Regions from separate parts of the Mus musculus genome. Here all the other regions are linked to region 2. Evidence: chromatin loops called from intact Hi-C (ENCODE). Cell type or tissue: heart. All regions are shown on one strand.

What was found. A loop is a pair of places that touch in the nucleus more often than their neighbours do. Peaks named below come from ENCODE experiments on the same cell type or tissue, not always from the same donor. Only the 100,000 strongest peaks of a DNase experiment are listed, where the experiment ranks them.
Region 1: a loop joins it to region 2, with 2.2 times the contacts of the local background. A loop is called at or near these places in 2 of 42 quality-filtered maps.
Region 3: a loop joins it to region 2, with 1.8 times the contacts of the local background. A loop is called at or near these places in 8 of 42 quality-filtered maps.

What each region holds. Positions count from the first base shown.
Region 1 is chr10:99,529,961-99,537,960 of GRCm38, forward strand. No RefSeq gene overlaps it. Among named protein-coding and RNA genes, the nearest start is that of Gm35035, 73 kb to the left of the region's middle. In heart, a CTCF peak has its summit at 3,114; no DNase peak of the experiment used is centred here; H3K27ac peaks cover 649 bases.
Region 2 is chr10:99,186,371-99,194,370 of GRCm38, forward strand. It overlaps Poc1b (POC1 centriolar protein B), which reads left to right. Exons shown (of 12, transcript NM_027740.7): 11 at 6,412-6,627. Among named protein-coding and RNA genes, the nearest start is that of Gm34574, 42 kb to the right of the region's middle. In heart, a CTCF peak has its summit at 4,585 (motif pointing right); no DNase peak of the experiment used is centred here.
Region 3 is chr10:99,455,617-99,463,616 of GRCm38, forward strand. Gm35035 (a long non-coding RNA gene) reads right to left here and starts at 5,058. Exons shown (of 3, transcript XR_872000.2): 1 at 4,569-5,058; 2 at 701-798. It overlaps Gm34983 (a long non-coding RNA gene), which reads left to right and starts at 4,139. Exons shown (of 3, transcript XR_380739.3): 1 at 4,139-4,426. In heart, a CTCF peak has its summit at 4,683 (motif pointing left); DNase peaks (open chromatin) are centred at 2,605, 4,335, 5,345, 6,205 and 1 weaker place; H3K4me3 peaks cover 1,270 bases; H3K27ac peaks cover 2,787 bases.

The DNA of each region.
Region 1 (8,000 bases), 340 kb after region 2:
ACATAGAAATACATTTTTTTCCTTTCCTGCAAACTCCTTTTTGCTTTTCCCTGCAAGTTTAGGCAACCCTGACATACCATCTGTGTCTCGCTAGACTTGCCTAATCCGGCAGTTCGTATAAATTAAATCATAGAATACTTTGTATTTTGTGACCTTTTTTCTTACTTAGATGATGACATTCCTTTTGTAGTACACACCGGCAGTCCATTTCTTTACACTGAAGCCAGCACACTCGCCCCATGATCACAGCTCTCCTCATGCATGGGAAACCATCACTGGGTCTCACTTGCCATTCGGTTGCTGTGATAAAATTCTCCAACTAAATAAAGCACCATCAGAGAGAAGAGTTTGATTCTGGCTCACAGTTCCCAGCTACACTCTGTTTGGGGGTGGAGGAGGTCATAGTAGCAAAAGCTTTAGGGAGTTGGTTATATTGTCAGAAAGCAGAGACTGCTGGCTCAGTTCACTTTCTCCATTTTATAGGACCTAGTATCCCCTGACCCACAGAACGGTCCACCCATAATTAAATGGGTTCTCCACAGATGCCATTTATATATTTATACATCTATACATCAATCATACACACATGTAACAATAATTGTTTTTAAAGGCCATAGAAGTGTGGAAGTGATATGTTTGAATTATAAAACTAAAAATAAGGTTTTAAAAAGATGGGTTTTCCCATTTCAATCGAGGATCTTCAATTGATCCCATGTCAATCAGAATTCTCAATGTCTAGATGTTCATGTCCCAGGGGATTCTATATTCTATCAAGGAGGAAACGCACGGAAACCTGACCTGCTTTTTTTTGGTTGCCCACATACGATTCACCGTTTTTAAAAATAATTATTCCTAGACCCTGATCTCTGTCCTATTGGATCAGAATCTCCAAGGATTTGGAGAGGAAATTGGTAATTTTATGTAACTCTTCAGGTTTTTGACAATCAGGTGTCACATTCCAGAGATTACCTCAAGAGACTATTCTATCCTTAAGCAGAAAGAATCTTACATCAGAGCTTTCAAATTTGAGAATTCTTTATATATGGTGACTGGATAGACTATATTTCTTTATATCAGATAGCCAGATAGAAAATATATCGCTTTAAGAACATACAGATTAATGGGGTGTATATCTTCTGAATAAAAACATCTCTCATGACTACACTGACATTTTTTGGATAGATTTTTCACCCAGTGTGTATTCTGAGTGGAAAATTTGATTTAGGAATCTTCTTTGAGCATGATGATGCAATTTTATGGTTTATCTATTTGGACAGCTAGACTCCAGCTGAGCCTGAGGCTTCTAGACTACAAAAAGCATCCAGTTGGGCAGCAGCTTAAAACAATATGTGATACTCAAGAGACTTGGAGTGATTTATTGGATATGCTCAGTGAATTAAGAAATGAGAATTTCTTGTCTTGACTACTCTAGTTTATCTTGGATATTAGCCAAGTTTCTGTCTATCTGTCTGTCTCTCTGTCTCTGTCTCTCCCCTCACTTGGTAATGTCTGTCTATGTGTTTCTGTCTCTCTGTCTTCTCACTTGGTGAGACAGAGTCAATTGCAGAAAAAAATATTGATTTTTGTAATTGTTTCTATCTTGGTGGCCATTATTAGGGGCTAGCACTAAAATAGAAGCCCACACACACCCAAATTGGCAGAGTAATAACTCATTTAGTGCTCATGACCAGGAGGCAAAATATGTTAAGAGAGAGAACACAGAGAACCATGGGTCTTCAAGGCTTCTGAAGGAGCTAGTAAAATACCAGTGGTTTAGTAATAGATGGAGATCAGCCAAGAGTGTGCAGTAAACCCACTCTGCATAAAAAAGGCAGGCAGCAGCTTGACATAACTGCTGTCACCAGCCTTGAAGAAACAATTGAAGAATTGAAGAATTGAAGAAACAAGTGTGCCTGCCACTCAAATGCTTATCAGAGTCCTTTCTGAGCATTCTCACTGCATAGTCACCTTTTTTTTTTGTTTTTTTTTGTTATTGTTAGTTTTTGTTTGTTGTTTTCTTTTCCTAGATAGGGTTTCTCTGTTTAGCTGGCCTCAAACTCAGAGATTCTACTGCCTCTGCCCCCCAAGCACTGGGATTAAAGACCTGCACCACCTCCGCAAATAACTTCTCAGTTTCCAGGCCTGGCTTCCACTTTGTCGTATTGAGCTGTTAACATGCAGTTCCACCGGAGACTGTTAATTTAAAACTGCTGAAATACCAGGAATTTGTATGGGGGTGGGGACACATCTTTAGTTAAACACGAGTCCCATCAATCAGACAGTCTAGTCATGAGGGGAAAGGCTGGTGGGGTTCTTTTCAGACAGAAAACAACGAAGACCAGTGAGAAAAGCTGAAAACAACGAAGAAAAGCTTCGGTGTGCTGGTTATGTTGGCTTTCAGACAGGCAATGCCAGAGTTTTGCTTTTTAGAAAGGAACCTTTTCAGGCCTTTCAGGAGGCTTACACATCACAAACATACCCGTATTAGCAATGTGATTGTCATAAAGCAGAGATTTCTCCTTTCTCCAGGGGGCCTACAGTTCTCCTTACAGCCTGTTCTGCTGGTTAGGGGAGGAGTTTAATCATGATGATGGACAAACGCGCACATTTGCAACCTCTTTCTCGGCTCTTTTTCTTTTTTCCCTTTAGGGAGAGAAGTTTATCTTTTCCTGTCTCTTTATGTCCCCATGAATCAAAGTGTATGGAAATCAATGTGTCACGGATGAAGTTTCCCAAACTTCAAAGACCAGGCAGGTGCCCTTGAGCACAGAAGGAACAGCCTGCCACCCAAATGGTCCCAAGCATTCCCTCCCCCAACCTTGTTTCCCCTAAGCAGGCAGATCCTGGGTTGTTCAGGGTGTTCTGAGGGCATTTGGGAGCTAAAACAGATGTCTTAACATAAGTGTTTCTTCCCATTTAGAGGAAGAATACGAGAACAGCGTGGGTTGTTCAACTTGTGTGTTTGGAGATGGAAGGCTACTGGAAGCTCTGCCAAACCCTTTCTTCCCTCAGGCTCCCATTTACCCTGGGATGGACCAACCAGCTTTTAAGCCTGGCCTTGGATATCACGTTTTGACAATGGCTCACCCTGCTGGGCATCTGCTTTTCTGTTTTTGATTATAATTCCTTTGAGCCCTTTGACTATATAGGCTCTGAGATAATGAGAAATCAGGATCAGTGAGGATTGAAAAAAAGGAGGGTACCATTGTATATATAACATAGTGTATATGCTATATTTATATACATTGTACAGTACAATACAATATTTATATACAATATAATTTATATTATAATTATACATAATATAATATAATATATTTACACAACATAAATAATCAGCATGCATATACATAGATACCTATGGTATACAAAAGTATACCTACCCTACAGATAAGCAGATTCTCACATGTCTACATATACATGTGATATTTATTATATATTAGTTATTAGCTATGTGTTATATATACATATATATATATATGTGAATGCATATGTTCTATAGCCTTTTGTATCTTCTTGTACTTCTTTTTTCTTCTCCTCTTCTTTTTCCACACAGAACTGCTGAGATTAAAAGGGAATTCCCAGCCTTCTTTCTGACAGGATGAGGAGGCCAGACAAGTGAGCTCTGGTGATTCTCATGAGTGCAGAGCTGAGACCGGAGACCTCCAGGAAGCTTCCTTGCTGGAGAAACACTGCAGACTCTTGTCTCAGGCACTCCCGAAAGGGTGGGCTTGCTGCCTACAAGATTGAGGAAGCCAGCTTTGGCTTGGCCTGAATTCACGGACATCTTCTCCTGGATATCTCCAGGGCTTTTCTACCTCCAGCTGCGTTTACTAAATGCACAATGCACTCTTCTTTCAAGCCCATGAAGGGGTGGATGTTGGGATGCTTCATTTAGTATCTAGCTCACTTTCATGCCGTAGGAAGTATCTCCCTTTGTATTTGAAAATAGACTTTTCCCTTTCATGGTGGGGCTGGAGGGAGAAAGGGGGACATACTTTCTCCAGCAAAAAGGTGCCAGGGAAGCTACCTATATGTGAGGAAAAGGAAATAGAAGTGATATTTAAAATTACATTTAGGTAGTACTTGTGTGGATTATGAAATACTGAATGCATAAAGCTAAGTATTGCCTGCATTTAAGAACTGACTCCCTCTGTGGATTCACCATGTGGGAGAGACAGTGACCTGAGAAAAATTAAGTATAGTCCACTTTTGGTATTTCCATTAAGTGACCACCCCCCGGTGTCACTAAATATGACAGATCTGGGTAATTCTCTTGTATGCTTTCCCTAGAGCCTTTTACGTCCTTTCCGTGGGTTGGCTTGTCATCCCTGGTGATGTAAGAGCCGGGAAAAAGCCATTCACTGTGTAAGTTGAACACCACAGATGTTCCCTGCTTGTGTCCTGATTTTTCAGACGTAAATCTCAATATTCTGGAAGGCTCGATAGGAAGTTCTGGGAAATAATTACCGAAGGAAAGAAGTTTTAAAACAATGGCCAGTGCAGACAAATGTACAATGTAAACAAACCAAGTCTCCCGTGCACTTCCTTTTCAGCCATAAATACATCTTTTCCTCTTGAGGTGGGGGGTCTTACTGGTTCCCTGTCTACAGTGTCCTTGGCAGAGTTAGTTTACACTCCATCTAGCCTTCCCTTATAGACTTGGCCTTCCAGTCATCCATTTGAGAGATATAATTCTTTCACCAGTTGCTTGAAGAACAGGCATACAACTTTGAGCGGGTCTTAGAGCAAGAATGGACAAATAACTCCGCGGTTCCTTAGACGGCGGAGTTCTAACCCAGGGATAGGTTCTTCTCAGTTTTTCATGTCTGTCAGTTACCCCACTCATGTCTATATTTGCTCTGTGTATCACTATGCTATATTTCTTCACAGAGAAAACGGAAGCCACTAGAAAGAGACTCCGCAGTGCACATATCAAATACAACAACCTGCCCACCCTTGCTTCCAGGCATCCCCCTTTCCAACCCTTAGAGTAAATTAGTAGTCCTTAAATGTTTGTTTCTACAGCTCCTGTCAGAACTATCTGGATTATGGAGGAAAGTCTAGACCTTTTGATTCTGGAGCCTAGGGGGTGAGGAGGGTCTGGGAATCTGACCTTTACTGAGCATAAGTTTTGATTCTCCTGCTCACTAATACTAAAGGACTAAGACCTTAACTCACTGACCATGCTCCCTCTAGCCACTCCTTTCTCTATAAGAGCCAGAGGTAGGAGTCCATATCGGTCAACATCAGGACCCCTAGAGCTATGACACAGGACTAAATTACTCAGTCTGTGCCTCCATTTCTTTACTTGTAAACAAAGATGTGAAGACAACATACTTTTCAAAGGCTTACAAGAAAATTTAGATATAAAATATGTAAGCATATTCATATTATCTATAACCAACAAGTGGGGGACTATTATTCACACTAAATCCTTTCTATTACCATTAGTAAATCTATCTGTACATACATGGGAGACTGTTCAACTTAAGATTCTCCTATTTTTTATGAATCCTCTATAGGATCTTCATTCATATATATACATATATATATATACACATACATACACACATACACACACATATATGTGTGTATATATATATTCTTTTGTGTAGCCATAAGAAAGTCCCTTTTTAAAAAAATTTTCTTCAAAACATGATGTTCCCTACCCCCACAGGCCCTTAGTATAAGATACAATGAGGCCAAATTTTCAGTTCTGAAAAACATATGTATACATACATTATATAGACTGAACACATTATATTTAGGAATACGTACATGTATACACACATGTATGTAAAAATAATTACTGAAGAAGAGGCTGTGAATTTGAAAGAGAGCACGGAGATTTACATGGGAGGATTTGGAAGGAAGAAAAGGAAGGAAGAAATGTTGTAATCTTATAATCTCAAAAAGAAAAGAAGAACAAGAGGCACTGCTTTTCTCAATACCACCTCTGGCAGGGCCTCAATACCCAGCTATCCTCTACAAAATTCTCTCATTCTGTACAGAAAGCCAAGCAAATGCTTTTGATCTCTGCCTTCAAATCCTGAGACCTATTTATCAACAGTGGAGCATCATATTAGACTATCACGTGATTAAAGCCCATCACTTCTCCTATACTTCAAGCCCCCCCCCCAAAAGGCTGGGTTCTGCTGACTTTTATTCATAATGTTTTTTCTCTGTGTGCTGTAGTGTGTGTGCTTGGTAGTACAGGCATGTACATATATGAGGCTGTGCATATATGCCCTTGTATGTACACATATATGGAGACCACATATGTTGTCTGTCTCTCTTTGACCACTTCCCACAAACATTAATGTATTTATTTTGAGACAGGCTCTCAGAAAGCTCATTGGGGCTGGTGAGGTGGCTCAGTAGGTAAATGTGTATGGACATAGTACCCCACACACACACACACACAGTGTAGAATGCCAATGTGAACATCTGTGTGCATGTGCACACACATACACAGACACAAATGAGTAAATACAAATTTAAAAAGCTTATAAATCAGCTAAGCTTGGTGACCAGTGAGCTTCAGGGGTCTGGCTGTTTCCGATTCTCTGGCATGGGGGTTAATCCATATGTGCTGCTATGCCAAGGTTGGCTTCTTATGTGAGCTCTGGAGACTGAGAACTCAGCCTGTCACTTTACCAACTGAGTCATGACTGCACCCCACAGAAGTTTAACATTTAGCACTGATTAACACATAGGTCCTTTGGTATCTTTGTTCCTGAGTGTGTTGATGTCAACCATGACTGCGTGCAGACCCTAAGGTGAGAGCCGTCTTTGGGTTTCTGGAAACACTTCGGTATTTTCAGAAGAGTCAAGGTATGGAATGAAAGAGATGGAGGGTACAGTCCTCATGACCACATGTAAGCCCTGTGACCTTGGCCAAGGTTGTTGGTTTCCCAAGGAGCTCCTCTTCCTGTTGGAAGGATCCTATTCCACTGCAGGAAGGGCAGTGCCTACAATGGGGCGAAAGAATAAGGGTGGAAGGAACCATGCATGGAGAACCTCAGTGCAATACTTGGGACGAGGCAGATTTCCAATAAATGTTATATAATGGAGACCATGGCCTTCCTCTTGTTCAAATGCTTGTGGACCTCTCAATGGATTCTTTCCACAGGACTACGTAAGTAGCTTATGGACATGCAATGTAGCTAAGGGACTCTATCTTAACACTTCTACTTCATTGCTATTTATGCAGAAAGCAGCAAGGGCCGACCCCTAGATTCATTTCTGTACCCTCTGATCTGAATTAGCTTTTGAGGTCTTTACTCTGCGGTATGATTCGCTATAGCTCTTCCTCTCCATCAGTTTTTTTTTTCACGCTATCCCCAGGCTATAAACTTTTGTATGTGGACATTTTTTTTCAATTACTATAGCCTTTCTGGAACTGTCTGGCAACTTCAGTGTTATCCCTGTCCCTTTCTTAGGCCAGATAGGTAGCAATATGTCTTTTCTTCTCTGACTTTGGAAGAACGGCAAAGGCTTTTTGTTTGTTTTTTGTTTTTTCTTTCAGATCTTGCCTCAAATTTATTTGTAAAAACAGTATAGGTCACTGATTATCTGCAAATAGTGTGTGGGTAGGTGTGTCACAGCAGCCTATCTGTCTTCACACTGGCAGGAGCCTTTTCTATGGGGTCTTCACAGGGGCCTGGGCACCTTTGGGAGCCTGGGCTGGAGCTGAAGGCTGGGCCTTGGCTGGAGCTTTGGCCTCTGCCTTGGTTTGCACCTTGGGCTTTGGTTGGCTGAGCCTACACCCATTGGTCCTGTAGCTTTGAATCTGCTTCCGGAGCTTGGGGTGAGCAATGAGAGGCAGACGGCTGAGTTTGCGGCTGGGGCCCTTTGGCATCTTAGGCTTGATGGCCTGAGGCTTCACCAGGGCCTTGATGGCCTCTGTGCGCCCACTCGCTGCCTTTGCATTGTTGGCCTGCATCTTCTTCAGGCCTTTCCTGCTCTGCTTCTTGCGCATGTTCCTCAGGAACTCG
Region 2 (8,000 bases):
AACACTGATTCCTAGGGCCCAGTCCGCAGATGGTTGCAGTCAGTGCTTAAATCATTCGTTCCGGCATGTCTACTGTGGCGCAGGTTTCCAGATCAGGTGGGGATTAGGGTCTCCATTAAAGACTTGGTAATAGAGTCTTTGCTTTCTTAGGCAGATAGTGAGAGATGAAAGCACAGGGCATTTTACATAAATCCCATTTGTCCAGGATTCTACCCACGCATGCCTTCAAAACACGTCTGTCTCTAATCTGGAAATCACAATTACAAACAACAGTAATGCTGCTTTGTGTCCGCAGCTGTTGTTCCCAAAGGAACAAACTCATCCCCATACACATATCCTAGTTGACAACTCCATAGGCAGGTTGTTTTTCAAGACTCTATAAAAACTTTATGCCTAACAGTTTTGCATTTTTCTGCTTTTGCATATGTGTTTATTTGGATAATTTGTTGGCTGGTTAGTTGGTTGGGTTGGTTGGTTGGTTGGTTGGTTTTGTTGGTTTATTTTCTTAGTTGACTTGTTTTGTTGTTGCAACAAAGTATCTGAAAGAAAGAGTTCATTTTGGCTTTGAGTTTGAGGTCAAGTCTGTCAGAAGTGTGAGAGAGCTGCTGGCATTGCATGGACTACTGAGAAATCGTACACCTGCAACCCCTCTACTCTAGATCAGTATGGATTCAGGAGCGAGCACTGAAGTAGGAAACACTCCGTATGGGCCATCAGCTCACTTTCTCCTTGTTCTTCAGTCCAGAACTCCAGCTCATCAAATGCTGTCCCCAAAGTGGATAGGTCATCTCTCCTCAACTCACCTCATCTAGATCAGCCCTTACATGGTTGTTCAGAGGCCCGTCTCTGGGTGATTCTAGACCCTATGAAGCTGTTATTCAAAATTAACCATCATGGTTGAGTATGGTTTGTTTAGTTCGGTGATTGATTGATTGATTGATTGATTGATTGATTGATTTGAGGGGGGCAGTCATGGTGGTGTATGCCTTTAATTCCAACACTTGTAAGGCCAGCCTGATGGACAGAGCTAGTTCCAGGACAGCCAAAGCCATACAAACATCTAGGGTGGGGGGAGGGAAGGCAGGACAGAGGGAGGAGAGAGAGAAAAGACTTTCTAAACTTAGTAAACGTAGTTTAGGAGAAGAAACAGTTCACATAACATTTTCCTAATTTTTATCCTAGAAATGCATTGGAGCCAATCAAACTTGATCAGTTTTCACAAGAATATGTAGTACGCTGTTCAAAGTGAACAGCCTAGTGTTGTAAGCCTGTAGAGATGAGTATGAAATCTTTGTGGTAGCCCTGTGACAGATTCAACAGGGGAGGCCTTTGGTTTTTTTCTTATTTCCCACCTACTCATGTTAGCATGGTTTTGATCTTAGGAAAAGCACCAAGCATAGAGCGATACTCAGTTACCTATGAAAGATAGCCATCCTGCTTTGTCAGGGTGCTCTGGGAATTTGGTGACAGGCTGCATCCTTTGTGCTGATGGTAAACTCTGCTTAGTGCCTCCCACTCTGGCCACCACTGCTGTCCCTCCCATTTAAAGACTTGTAAACCCCAGAAGACACTCCAGCCACCAGGCTATCTGCAGTTTCATTGCTGGTCCCCATGTCTCCATCTCTCTCTGGGCATCTTAGGTCACTTGGTTCCTTTACATCCCTTTGTCTGTCTGTCCTGCATACCCACAAAAACTCCATCTGGGTTCATTGTTTCTCTGTCTATTCTCCTAGCACCAAGGTGGTGCAGTTTGTTTGCCTAGGTAGCTGAGCTGCTGGTCTCACGTAACAGTGACATCTTTAAAGCCCCAGGGAGATCTGCCACTGTCCACCTTGTCTCTGTAATGAGTTAGTACACCCTTGCCATTCTGTGTTCTACAGTTTTCCTTCTGTTTAATAGTTCCTATCAGGGCAGGGGAGATGGCCCCAGGGTTAAAGAGCTTGCTATGTAAGCATCAAGATCAGAGTTTGAATCCCTAAAACCCACATATTGCCAGGTGGGTGTGACAGCCCACTTAGAACACAGCGACAGATGATCCCAGAACAAGTTGGTTAAGTCAAAATTGCCATAACAGCAAACTCTGGGTTCAAGTGGGAGTCCCTACCTCAATTAGAGAGTGTTTAGGAAGACTCCTGATGCCAACTTCAATTCAACTAAAATTAAAATATATTTTGGGGCTGGAGAGATGTCTCAGCATTTAGAACCATTCTGCAAAGGACCCAGATTCACAGCCATCTGAAATCCTGGTTCTGAGAGACTGAAGTCCTCTTCTGGCCTCCGCTGGCTTCTGCATACATAACACACATAAACCCACACATACACATAGAATATTTAAAAATTAAATGTGTCCCTGTGCTCTGCTGCTGGGGTGTCAGCAGTACCCGAGATGCCGTGTGCTGTCTTCCGTTTTGAACCTACCAGCTCTCAAGTCCTCTGCCTCCTGTGTTTTCTGCTCACTTAGCACCAGCCGTGTCTGTAGCTCCCCAGCCCGGTAGAGAGCACTTGAGCATGAGCACCACACCACCTGCATGCGTGGCGCTGGCAATGCTCGGTCTGGTGTCGAGCCCCGAGGCCTTCACTCCCGACACTGACTACTATAGACTCACGTCATCAGCACAAAATCTATACATTGTTGCATTACAATTTTATGATAATGAAATTTCTTTTTAATTTTTAATAATGTGTGCATCTCACTTTTCTTCTCTACAGACAGGAGGCAAAGGTAGGATTGGTTGGTAGAAATGAATCAGTCACTACGTAGGTTCTAATTCCTTTGATAGAAAGACATCAGTTGGCTGATGCTTTGGGTAAGGACTGGTTGTTTTTCTTCCTGCCTGCCTGCCTCCTTTTCTTATCATGCCCATATGTTCTGTGATGGTAATCTGTTTTTTGTCTCCAAACAAGAAAAGTACTATTAAACTTTATTGGAGTTCCTTTATTGCTTTGACTTCCGATGTTCCTAATCTTTTACCCCCCTGTTTTCTTCTTAATGACCAGTGTGACTGCATTGCGCAAGTTCATTGATTGAGCTGCTCTACCGACTAGGTTGGGACCTGTTACCACGAAGGGCTGGGCTTGTTGTTATCGTGATTATTTGTGGCTGCGGAAACACTTCAATGTGTTACTTATGACTCCCGTTTTCTAAAAACAAATGGGGGGAGGGAATCTTGGTTATAGAGAGCTTGCTTTCAACTCGTGATGATAGCACTGAAAACTTGGTATGATAATTAACACCATCAGAAGTCAAGACCTGCTAGTGTTAGAAGATAGAGCCATGAGGAGAGACCTCCTGGAGAAGAAAGGTAATAGGCAGCTAGTCGCCATACATGCTGGTGTTTACAATACTGGAGGAAAAGAAGACGCCATGCTGGTGAGCAGGAGGCCTGGCTTTTGGGTGGGGGGGGGCAGTGTCAGAGATGTGTCTAAGTACAGGACAGTCAGGCAGAAAGCTCAGTCTGAAAAGGACTTGGCCTTGCTAGGAGAGCAGAGAAAGTCGTAGAGAAGCATTGAACAAGAGAGGCCGTCTTTGAGCAGGAGTTTTTTCAGGGGAGGGTGAACGTGAATATATAGAAACACTGCCTCAGTAAACAGACTCTGGGCAGCTAGGTCTGCTGAGCCCAGTGGGGTTGCAAAGAGGTATTTTAGACCTATAATCAAAATTCGCTTAAGAGTAGTGACCCGGGGCTGGCTGCTCTACCAAAGGACCCAGGTTCAATTCCCAGCACCCACATAATACATTACAATTGTCTGTCATGTAACTCCTGTCCCAGGGGATCCAATTTCCTCACACTTGCAGGCAAAACACTAGTGTACAGAAAATAAAAATAAAAAAATCAAGGAAGAAAGAGAGTCACGCCCTGGAGCTGAGGACAAAGCTTAGTGTGAATAGGCCCCGGCTTCACTCTAGCTGATTATAATAGTGGATTCTCGGGTTATTTTCAATAGTTTTGACAAATACTGAATTATTATCTCTATATATGAGGGGAAATCGAAAGTTCCACCGTCCTAAAAAATGGTAGAACGTCAGGAAAAGCAGTGGCCTCGTCCCACAGCTCTGTGTGTGGAGGGCTTCTGCATCTTTTAGACTTAACATTGGTTCTTCGCTATATGTGGCATGTGTGTCCTTGGACAGGCTGGATTTTGTTCAGTGTCTGTCTTGTTTGAAAACTGAGAGTACAGTTTGGAGCGCCGAAAGGATTGAGCCTCGCTAGCACACCAAAGGCGGCCATGGAAGCCAGCAGAGTACCTGCAGAATCATTGAGAGGATAAAATCAGCAAATATGGAGAAAGCGTGGAGCAAGCTCCACATGTTGCTTTGTCAGCAGAGCTACCCCGAGAAACAAACCTCTGCCAGGAACCCCCAGACCTCTAGCCATCACCAGGAATTTAAGACTGGAAAAACAAACAACCCTCTGAGGCATGTATTTATTTGTGTCCTATTTTCATAATAACTTTAATGAGAAATTTTATGTAATATAAAATTGACTCATTTGACGTGTGTACTTCACTGGTACTTATTACACAAAGTTGTGCTTACTATGACTAATTTTTTAAATGTGCATACAGTGTCTTGAGAGGCCAGAAGAGGGCGCTGGATCCCCAGGGACAGGACTAAAGGTGGTTGTGAACCACCATGTGGTTGCTAGGAATTGAACTCTAGCAGCCAGTGAGTGCTCTTAACTGCTGAGCCATCTCTTGAGCCCCTAAAGAACATTTTGTCACTCCCAAAGGACTTTGAAAACAGCGTTCCACCCCACCCCACCCCCAGCTGCATTCCCAGTGTCTCCTTATTGTTCTTTGTACTCAGCCCCTGGGTTTAGTACATTACCATATTTTCTCATTTTGATTTTTTTTTTATAGAAATAGTATTGGCTAATATTTAGCCTTTGGTGTCTAGTTCAGTGCTTAGAATGTTCAACTGGGTTGTAAAACTCATTATAATGTTTCCCATTTTTTGTGAACAAATAATCCTAGTGCAGATTTGCTGTTTTGTGTTTCTTCCGTGTCATGGATTCTTCCTAACTTCTTGAACATCATGATCACCGCCGCCCTGAACATTTTCACACAGCTTGCGTGGATAAGTGTTCACTCTCTTGGGTTTAGATCGACAACTGGGTTTGCTAAGTCATATAGTGATTTCATATTTAATGTCTCCTGGCATCTACATTTGTCGCTCACCAGCAGTGTGAGGGCTCCCCGTTCTCAGCATCCCGCTGACACGTGTTACCCTGCGTTGTTCTTTTCTGCCATCTTAGTGCAGGTGAAGTCAATGTCCTTGCAGTTTGGATTTGCTATTGCTGATAATGTTCAAGATATGCTTGTGAGATTATTGGCCATTTGTGTATCATTAGCTGTTTAATTACATTATGTATCTGTAATCCTTAAATTGCAAATCTTTGTGTCGTTGTACAAGGCCCTTATCAAGTATTTGATTCAAAAATAGTTTCTTCCATTTGTTTTCGCTATCTTGGTGGTATCATTTTTATTATACAAATTATTACATCCAATTTATTTTTTACCTTGTCATCTTGATCTTGATGTTATGCATAAGTACATTTTGTATAGTTCAGGAATATCTCACCCAGGCCACATGTATCCTGGACAGCAGTGAATACAATTGTCATGTTGTGTCAACAGGTGGGACAGTCCCAGGTCCAGATCAGGAAAATCCTGATTCTTTCTAAACGTTTTATAGTCTTAGCTCTTCTCTTTAAGTCTCTGACCTTTTTTAGTTTTTTGGGGTTTTTTTTTTTAATATTTATTTATTTCATGTATATGGGTATACACTGTAGCTGTACAAATAGTTGTGAGTCTTCGTCTGGCTGTTGGGAATTGAATTTAGGACCTCTGCTCACTCTGGTCAACCCCTCTCGCTCTGGTAGACCCCGCTCTCTCCAGTAGACCCCACTCACTCAGTCCCTGTTCACTCTGGCCCAAAGATTTATTTATTATTATAAATAAGTGCACTGTAGCTGTCTTCAGACACACCAAAATAGGGTGTCAGATCTTATTACAGGTGGTTGTGAGCTACCATGTGGTTGCTGGGATTTGAACTCGAGACCTTCAGAAGAGCAGTCAAGTGCTCTTACCTGCCGAGCCATCTCACCAGCCCTCTGACCTTTTTTGAATTAATATTGTATATGACATGAAGTCAGAGCACAAGTTTATTCTCACAAGTGTATCTAGTTTCCCCCACATCTTTTGTTGAAACAATTTATATTTGTAAATTTTTCTCTACCTTGCTAGCTTTGTTTCTTTATTATAATTTATGTACTCTGTTATATAAAGAAGATAAAATGATTCATAAAAAGATAAATCTGGAACTGTTAGATATATATTTATATATGCATATGTGTATATATACTGTTTAAGTTTGGAAACTTTGTTTCTGTCTTTTCCATGACATTAAAGATGACGGATTCCACCTATCGAGCTGTGCCAGGCAAGGGTGAAGACATCTGTAGGTATTTCTTGAACCCTTTGTTAATGCCAGAATGTTCATCCACAACTGTGAAAAAGAGACCAGAAGATGTAAGTGATGTGCCCTCCGAAAGCCTGAGGAGCGTCCCGCTGGCGGTGGCTGACGCACTGGAGCACATTATGGAACAACTCAACATCCTAACCCAGGTGGGCTGGCCTGGCGCCACCCTGAGTAAGATAGGCAGAGCCCTCCCGGGATGCAGGATGTGAGACTAACAGAGCAGGGGCGTTATCCTGGCAAGGCAAACTCAGTCAGTCACTAGCAAGGCACTTAGGGCTAACCTGGTCTGAGAGAATTTATATAGAACAGTATATGTGTGCCTCTGTGTGTGTGTGTGTGTGTGTGTGTGTGTGTGTGTGTGTGTGTACATATGTACACATGCACTTTGTTCTCTCTGGCATTTGTATCATCTGTGCAGACATCAGTGGTAGTATTCTGTGCTATAAATGCCAGTTGGTCCTAAGCAGTAACGTTCTATCCTGTGAATTTGTGATGTGGTATATTTATATTAGGTCACATATAAAGAAATATTTAATAGCATAAGAAAAATGTACTGTAAGTAAAAACTCCTGTATAGTACAAAATATTGCCAAAGTTTATAGTCTTCACTGAAAACACTCTGCCAGCTCAGTGTGTAATGTAGAGCTCTCTCCAGAGTTTCTTCTACAGGAGAAGGAGGCTTGTCTTCCTATTAAAATCTTAGCCAGTCTCTTAGGAGCATTTTACCAAAACAAAGAATAATAATAGACATGAAATACTGTACTAAAAACCTCCCAGGTCTTGGGAGGTATGGACCTAATGTATATAAGGGAAGTCTTGTGTTGGAGCGGAGACAGCAGTAGTGCTCCCTCTGCCTTTGTGGCCCTCTTCCTTCTGCACACTTATGCTTTGCTGTGTGCAGCATTGTTAAGTGCACACACTGGCCACGAGTTACACAGAGCAAGAGGTGAGCACGGGAGAAAGAGCAGGGCCAGCCTCTTGCCCAGAGTGACTAGTTCAATCTCAGAGGCTCCTGCGTGGACATCACCTCTGGTCGCAGCTCTAGCTCTGCCCCTGTCACTGGAGTGCTGGAGCTTAGGCAGTGCCCAGGTCTCACTTCCACAGGCTCCATTTCCTTTCTCTGGAGTAAAACCTTTCTTTGTAAAAACTAGAGAAGATGTCACCTCAGGGCCCTGGAAGTTACGTGCCTATGGTTGTGGAGTTCTGTCATACAGTGTGAAAGACCCGTGTGAGACTTTGCAGTCTTATTTGTTCACTAAAAATCATACTAAATTCACGTGTTTTCACTTTAACATTGTGTGCTACAGGTGACCCACCTGTGTTTACCAGACATCCTTCCCTTTAGAAACTGTTAACCTCTCAGATGCCAGATTCAATTTTAGTTGACAGGACTTCCTTCCTGTTACTACTCAGTCAAGTCCTCTTTAGGACTCTCCAACTGAGTCCTCCCCTCCCCCTCCTCCTCCCCCTCTGCCCCTCCCCCTCTACCCCTCCCCCTCCCCCCACCTTTCTACCTGGT
Region 3 (8,000 bases), 270 kb after region 2:
CCATGGTTGGTACTCTCAGTCGAGTTACATTGATCCTCAAAAGGGGAGAGTGCGCGCATGCTGTACTCCCAGAGAACGGGATGCGCCAGTGAAACATGACCAGGAAGATGAAGATGAGAGATGAGCCGTGCGCTAATGGATCCAAGCCTTTCTAGAAGCTAGAAAGCACCGCTGCCATTCTTAGCCCAGGGAGAGCCACACCTACTTTCTGACCTGAAGAACTGTGAGCTTATAAATTCATGTTGTTCTAAGTTTCTGTTTGTAGTGATTTGTTTATGCTGTAATAGAAAAAGAAAGAAAGAAAAAAAAGAAGCCAATTTGCGATTTCTTCTGCTCCTTTCTCCCTCTGACTTTGGGGGAAAACAGTGTGAAGTTACCAGATACAAGCTCTTCCGTTGTCTCTCTTTCAAACAGCTTAGGGTGAAGGCATTCCATCACTATTGGGGAAGCAGTAGTGTTCCTGATTGCTTCTGTCCTTCCAAAGATGGGGTATAGGCAACCGGGTGGAGGGAGACCCACCTGTCTCCCTGGAAAAGTGTACTTATTTGATAATTACAAAACTGCTTCCATTTATATCTGTTCGGTGGCCTCTGTTAGATATGCTAGTGCTGTAGCTGGTCCTACCTGACTTTTGAGAGTGTCTTTGCTGGTATTGATTTGAAGTAATGAAACCCAAGAAGCAGAAGAGAGAGAGATGTACCTGTTTAATCTGTCACTTGCCACCTTTGACCCTGGTCATTGAGGTCCAGTTGTTAATCACCCTTGGCGTCTGCTGGTCATGTGTCCTCCTTAGTGTTTCTGCAATGGCCGGAGACCACATGGGAGCTTTAGTGTCTTTGGCATGCTATGTGTAAGTCACGAGTGGTTAAAAGCCTTGTTGTAATTTTTTTCGAACAAATGTGCTGTTGCATGATTATGTTTTAAATGTCTCCCAGTTTCTACCAATACAGCTAAACAGTTGAGCTACTGGTTATGAAGCCCTTAAATTCCTGCCCCCCAACAGTTGTGTTAATGTCCCATCCCATCACTATGTAAAGTGGGTGTCCATGGTGTGTCGGTTCAGGCAGCTGACATGCTCACACTGCCTGTCTTTCTTCTCTTAAGCCAATTCAGATTCAAACTGTCTTGATCACAGTCCTTTCTCAGCACTGCGAAGGAGTCTTCTATTTTTTGTGCTGTCAAGTTCAGTTTTTCATCTTTATTCAAGTTGAGCAGTGGGAGGAGTATCCTTTGCCCTAGAAAAGATAATCTATAAACTGAAGTGGCCATATTCCACTCTCCAAAAGACAGCTCTAGGACAAGACACTAGAACTTATAAAGAGTGAAAATATATAGTGGCTTCCAGCAAGTGTTGGCATATCACAGCTCGCAAGCCGGCTGACTGTTTTCATAAATAAAGTTTTATAGGAACATAGCCATGTCCACTCATTTGCATATTATCTTTGGTTTGCTTCTGAGCTACAATGGCGGAGCTCAAGAGTGATCCAGACTCCATCTGGCTGGAAAATCCCAAAATATTTTCTATGTGGCCCTTTACGAACATGCTTGCCAGCCCTTAGTTATGTCTTGTTATAGAGCAAATAACCCCCAAGATCTGGCAGCTTAAGGCAGTACTTATTATTTCATGGCTCCTGTGGGTCAGGGATAACGATTCTGGCACAGGATCCCTGAAAGGGTATCAGATCCTTTCTGATCCAGTCATTTCAAAGTTCGACTGGCTGGCACTAAAGAATTGACTTCTAGCTCCTACACATGGCAGATCTCAGTATCTCACTGGCTGTTGACTGGAGTCTTCATTTCTAGAGCATCTGAACTTCACCATGGGACTAATTGTTGCATGTCACATTTTTTCCCCCTCAAAGTAAGTGATGGGGAGGTAGTCAGAGAAAACCAGTACCCTTCTTTCGGAAGTCAGAACAGTGTTTAGCATCTCCCTGTGAACACAAAGAACTTGATCTCTCTACTGAAAGTTCTGGAATGTTGGCAGGCAAGTGGATGCTAATGCATTTAGCTGCTTCTTTTATATTTAAATCTGGGATATACGGTAACTTTTACTGTATGGAGTTTGTTAGATGTACTGAGTTTGTTAGATGTAAGCTCTAAGTCCAACCCTCATTTGAGAAGAAGTTATTGGATGGGCTCAAGGGATGGATCCCAGGGAGGAACATACCAGAAGCTGGCTATGACTTTTAGGACCTGTCTGCTCAAATTTAGCCATTCGTATAGCCACACTGTGCAGTATCTTCTATCTATTCTGGAATTTACCACCATAAAAAGCCAAGGAAAGCCAAGTAGGGTAATGTTGAAGTCAATGAGCAGCCTCATCCCAGAGAGGTTGCTAGTCTCATTGAGGCCTTCGGGCCAAATCCAGGTTAAAACCTGGAAGGTCAGAAACCTCCTGGGACACAAGTGCTCTGAGACCTTTGATCAAGGTAAGGCTGGTTGGGGGCAGTTAAGAGAGCACTTTGCCAACAATGAAAACTTCAATTCACTCACTGTGCAACAAATATTCATTGAATTCCTGGTAAGTCCAGGCAGGATTGAAGGCTTTGTGGATATAGCAATCAACTTGGAGGGGGGAAGATGGTCTCGGGCAGGAAGCAGCTGACAGCAGGTGCTTCCTCTGACGCTGAGAGCTAGTAAGTGACTTCCTAGGCTATGACCCCTTTCCAGTATTTGTGGGAAGGAGAAGATATTTCAATAAAATGATAGCAGACAGACCGGAGATTCTAGACACTTTTTAAACACATTCTTAGTACATTTGGATTCCTTGCTAGTTCAAGTGATGCTTTTTAAATGCTTGTTGCCCTGAAGTTTGTGAGTCTATGCAAAGGCATTTAGTGGCAGAGCCTTAAAAGCTGGAGACCTTTCTAATGCGGTTCCTAATGCTGCAAGCCTTTAAATATAGTTCCTTGGGTTATGGTGACCCTGCAACCATAAGATTATGTTGTTGCTACTTTATAACTTTGCTACAGTTACGAATTATAATGTAAATATATGATATTCAATGGTCCTAGTTGACCCCTGAGAAACAGATTGAAAAAACTTGCTGAAGATTGTGGAAAGTATCAACTGGCTACTTTGTTGTTGTTTTACAATGCTTTGTTTAGTCATTTTGTGAATAGGCATACATTTTCACCGGACTAAAACTCACACTGTATTTACTTAATCATCTGTCTGTACTCTGCTCTAGGAGCCTCTGCCAACCCCCAAACCTCAGCGTTTCATACCGAAATGGATGTAGAGAGGAGAGATGGAGAGAGGAGGAGACTTTCCCTGGTTTAGCTTGAACTGTAAAGGACCGTTGTCTGTGGTTCAGGGGTGTTGGAGCAGAGGGGGCAGAGGGAAGGAGCAATATAGACAGCTTTGCTTTTAGGACTCTATACAAGCTTTTGATCTTCACATAAAGTGAATTTCTCTCTGGGTGATTGAAAGCCAGTTCTAGAACCCAGTTAGGCTTAAGGACTCCATCTCTTATATTCGCAGCGATGTAGATTTTTTTTTTCAGGCTGACACTGAACTCTGTACATCTCCTAAAAATGTCTATTTCAGTCATTCACATTTCTGAATGGGGAGAGTCAGAGGCTAGGGAGCCAGTAAAGTGCCTGTCATGCAAGCCATGAGGACCTGAGTTCAGAGCCTCAGGACCTCGTAGACACTGAATGGCATATTTGTTTTCCTGGACCTGGGGGGGGGGGGAGCGGGAGCGGGAGAACCCACAGGCAAATCCCTGGAGACCATTGGCCATCCAGGCTGGCAATCTGATGAGGTCAGTGAACAAGCCCATCTCACAAGAAATGGAAGCAGTCACCTGATGCTGATCTCTGGCTTCCACGTGCCCATGCATCCGTGTGTGCACGCACCACCAAGCACACGTGCACACGCTTACATGAAAAAGTTCATGCATCACACATACAGAAATACATACAACATACTATATACAACACACACATATACACACACATAGAGTGAGTGAGAGAGAAAGAGAGAGAGGGAGAGAAAGGTGACCTCAGAAAAGCATTGCTTTCACTGCGAGAAAATTGCAAATGTCATTTTTGAATGAACCCTTGGCAAAGTGAAGTGCTCACGGAGTAGAGAAAGCCCTATCTGACTTTGAGTCGTCATTTTAACCTGGAGATTGTAATATTTGATACCAGATGTGCAAATGTTTCACACTTTCTGCAATTGGTGGTAAGGTTGTGAAACTGTAAGCCCGCCTGAGCAGAAGAGGCAAAGGGCAGAGTAGGAGAGTTTCAGGAGGTAAAGTCAGAAGCCGACGGGACTGCGGGTTGACTTTGACTGAAGGCAGCAGGATTGCTCAAGAGCAGAATCCGACAAACACCAAGAGAAAAAGGAAACGTTTCAGCAGAGTCAGCCACCCCCAGCATCTTTCTTCAAAACCCAACAAAGAAATCCCCTCTGCTGGGTGAGTTATTTCCTCTTTCTGCCCTCCAAGTACAGTGGGAAAATAAGCCCTCAGGCTGAAATAGTGAAGTTAGGAAAGAGTTGAGTAAGAAGACAGTAACGAACTAGACAAAGGAGCCTCCAGTCGTATGTCACCCACCTACCTTGGCTTTAGTAAGGTGCATTCCCTCCTCCAGATGTCATGTGACTGTTTCCCTAGGCTGTCCTGGTCCCTTGTTTACAACCGTCTTCTCTACCTGCCCTTTTTAGTGCCCCCTACAGGACTAGAAAGAAACAGCACTTTGCCTTTATCCTCATTTGCTGTAGTGTGGTTTGCGTGTTTGTTTGTTTCTTTGGAAAGATTCTCTTCAAAGCCCAAATTTGAACCCACATCTTTTGCTTCAAGAAGTATTTCTTAGCTCCTCAATTTAGGACTCCCTCCACCCCTTAGTCTAATTAATTAGTTCTTTGTTACATCGGTCATAGTGGCTCGTGTTATTTATACTTCTGTCTTCTTTACTGAACTAAAATCTCTTGAGGACTTGCCAGGAAGAAGTTTACATTCCCTATATCATTACTCTTTTGTTTCTTTAAATGGAGGCTATAAGATGCCAATGGTTGTTGATCTGAAAGGTAAACTGTTCAATAATTTTAATAGGGTTTAACAAGATCTTAGACAAAACTATCCTAATAAAATGAATTAATTTTATTTTGATTTGCTTTTTTTTCCTCTCTCTCTTTTTGCATTGTGGTGAAAGCAAAAAGAGATTCCTTCTTTTCAGATTTCTTGTTTTTAACCATTGGCCCTCGTGCCAAGGCTAGCCATTCCTGCGCCATCCTCGGGACCCACAAAGTAAAAAAAGAGAACTCACTTCCTTTGGCTTCACACCCACCCCGCCCCAATCCTGGGAAAGCCATTGTATTGTTTTCTTGCAGAACTGTTTGCTTTCAAAAGCGAAAAAGGAACTGAGGCTGCTATCTCGGAGTTCTTTACATCGAGGAAGTCACATGGGTGCATGGCTGAACAATGTTTGCTGGGGGGTTGTTGAAGATGTAAATTCTTTGCCCCTCGGAAGAGTCCTCTGTGATCCGAACAGTCTTGAAGGAACCTCGCCCGACCTTGCGGCTTTTCATCTTCAACCTCTCTCGTGCATAGTTTAAGACCCTAAGCCACATTGGCTACTGCTTCTTTTTTTAGAGACTCTCAGCAACCAGTGACTTTGATCTGCATCACACTTGAGACGATTTTCTGAAAGGTCAAAGGCGACTAGACTACCCCTTTGTCACTGTCTCTGAAGCACTCTTATCACCTTAGTGACTCCCCAGAGCCTCTCGCCTTTGACCTTGTTCTTTAGCGCTTTTTTCCTTGGGGGAGGGGAGAGTGAATTCGTTAATCCCAGGCAGGCTGGAGCTTTCTCTGTCCTTGTATTTGAAATTTAAGGCAGCTCTCCCAAGCCAGCGGCGAGTTGGGCTTAGCTTTGTTTTTGTTTTGCTTTGCTTCCTTGGCTAATTGTTTGGTAGAGATGGGTCCCGGAGCAGCTTGGTGGCTTGCAAGTTCCGCGAGAGAGTGGAATCCCAGCTTTCCAGCTCTTCTCTAGCTAGGGTCCACGTGGTCTGACACAGAAAAATAAAAATAAAATATTCAGGCTTCATAAGTACTTGAAGATTGATTGTAGGTGGAAGTGCTCACTCAGACCTTGAAAGTCGACCCGCTGCAGTTAATCGCTGGCACCATCTCATTTCCCCTTACCCCCCAACCCACCCCCTTATCCGCTTTCAGTTCCTCTTTTCCCAGCAGGTGTCCGCTTGGCGGACACTTGCTTCCCCTTGTCTCTGGCTGAGGAAAAGTGGTGGGAACTGAGGTCTGAGCATGTCTGCAGTGAGGTTTGCACACTGTTGGACCTTCTTGGGAGTGTTGCTTCACGTACTGTCTCTTGGCAATTGATTGAGGTTGCTTTTAACACTTTCATTCCTCTGTCTGTGTGTCTGTCTGTCTGTCTGTGTTCTTCCTTCCTTCCTTCCTTCCTTCCTTCCTTCCTTCCTTCCTTCCTTCCTTCCTTCCTCCCTCCCTCCCTCCCTCCCTCCCTCTCTTTCTTTCTTTCTTTCTCTCTCTCTTCCTCCTCTTCTCTTTCCTTCCTTCTTTCCTTTCTTCCTTTCTTTTTGTCTTTCCTCCTCTTTCTCCATCTGTTTTTCATTCCTTCTCTTCCTTCCTTTCTTTCCTTCTTTCTTTTGGACTGTTTATTTTATTAAAACATTTTACTGTAAATTATTTTTCTTATATTTTGATCATGTTTTTCCCCTTCCTCAGCTCCCCCCACATCTTCCAAACCTCCCTACCCACCCAACTTCACATTCTCAATCTCTTTTCCCTCCCAAACAAACAAAACCACTAAGACACACCCTCAAAAATGCCCAAACAAAACAAAGGGAAACAAAAAAAGCCCACGGTAGAATAAGACAAAACAGGTTCATTTCGTGTTGGCCAGCTCTTCCTGGCCATAGCGCCTGCCTTGGAGTGTGGTTGTTTTGCACTGTGATGTCCCATTGGGGAAAACTGCTTGTGCCTTTGCTCACAGGTATGGAATTGCAAATAATGTGTTGGTTAGGGGTGGGATCTCACCGACCTTTCCTCTTCTACATTGATCAATGGGGAAGCTTTGGAAGAAACTTTTCTAAATCACACAGCTTGCAAATACAAAGGTAGAATTTGAAGCGTGCCCTGGGTAGCTCCAGCTTCTATGGTGTAAAGTTAGGGATGAATACAATCATTTCCTACTGAGGATCGCTTGATTTACGGTAGAGAGAACAGGGCCAGCAAATCTGTCATGTGGGCAGCTGGGCTACTTAGGGTGTGGTAGGCAGGGTCTTCTCTGTCAGTAAGGAGCCTGACTCCAGCTGGTAGGGACAGGAGCCTCATAGCTCTGCAATAATCACTTAACTGAGTGTCAGTAGTCACTTGAGATTGATGGCCAAGCTCGGTCACCGCTCCTCTCTCTATCCCGCCTTTCGTGGTTTTTCTTTCATTCATCAGGGAAAATGAATTTAGTGGCTAAGCTCTTCCCTTTCATCAAAGAGAACTCCTACCTTAAAGGAAGGAGCAATTTCCTCTGTTGCAGCACAAAGTTATGAAAGCTAGGTGGGTAGGTGTGGGCAGGATGCTGGGGTCTGCTCTGCACAAATGCATGTCATACATAGTCTTGCCTATGACTTGCTTGGACGGTGGTGAGTCTCAGGACTGTATGGAGTTCTTTGGGGGACAGGATCAATAGCTAAAACAATGAATGGTTTCTCATTATCCAAGGAGATTTTGTATACACACCTTCGTCTGAATTTTAAAAGCTCTTGAAAATGAATCCATAAATATTACATAAAAACAATCAAGTGAACTGTGATTGGATCTGTATCTTCAAACAAGCCTCATATTGATACTTTGTTTATTCTTACATTTAAATATAGGCGAATGTCTTACAATTTAGCACTTTAATCAAATGCTGATCATTATAACCTGGGGACAGGGAGGAACTTAATTTTCCCGGTAAAATCATGCAATAACATTAGTTAAATTTAAATGAAACTTTGATAGGTTTTTGGTAACA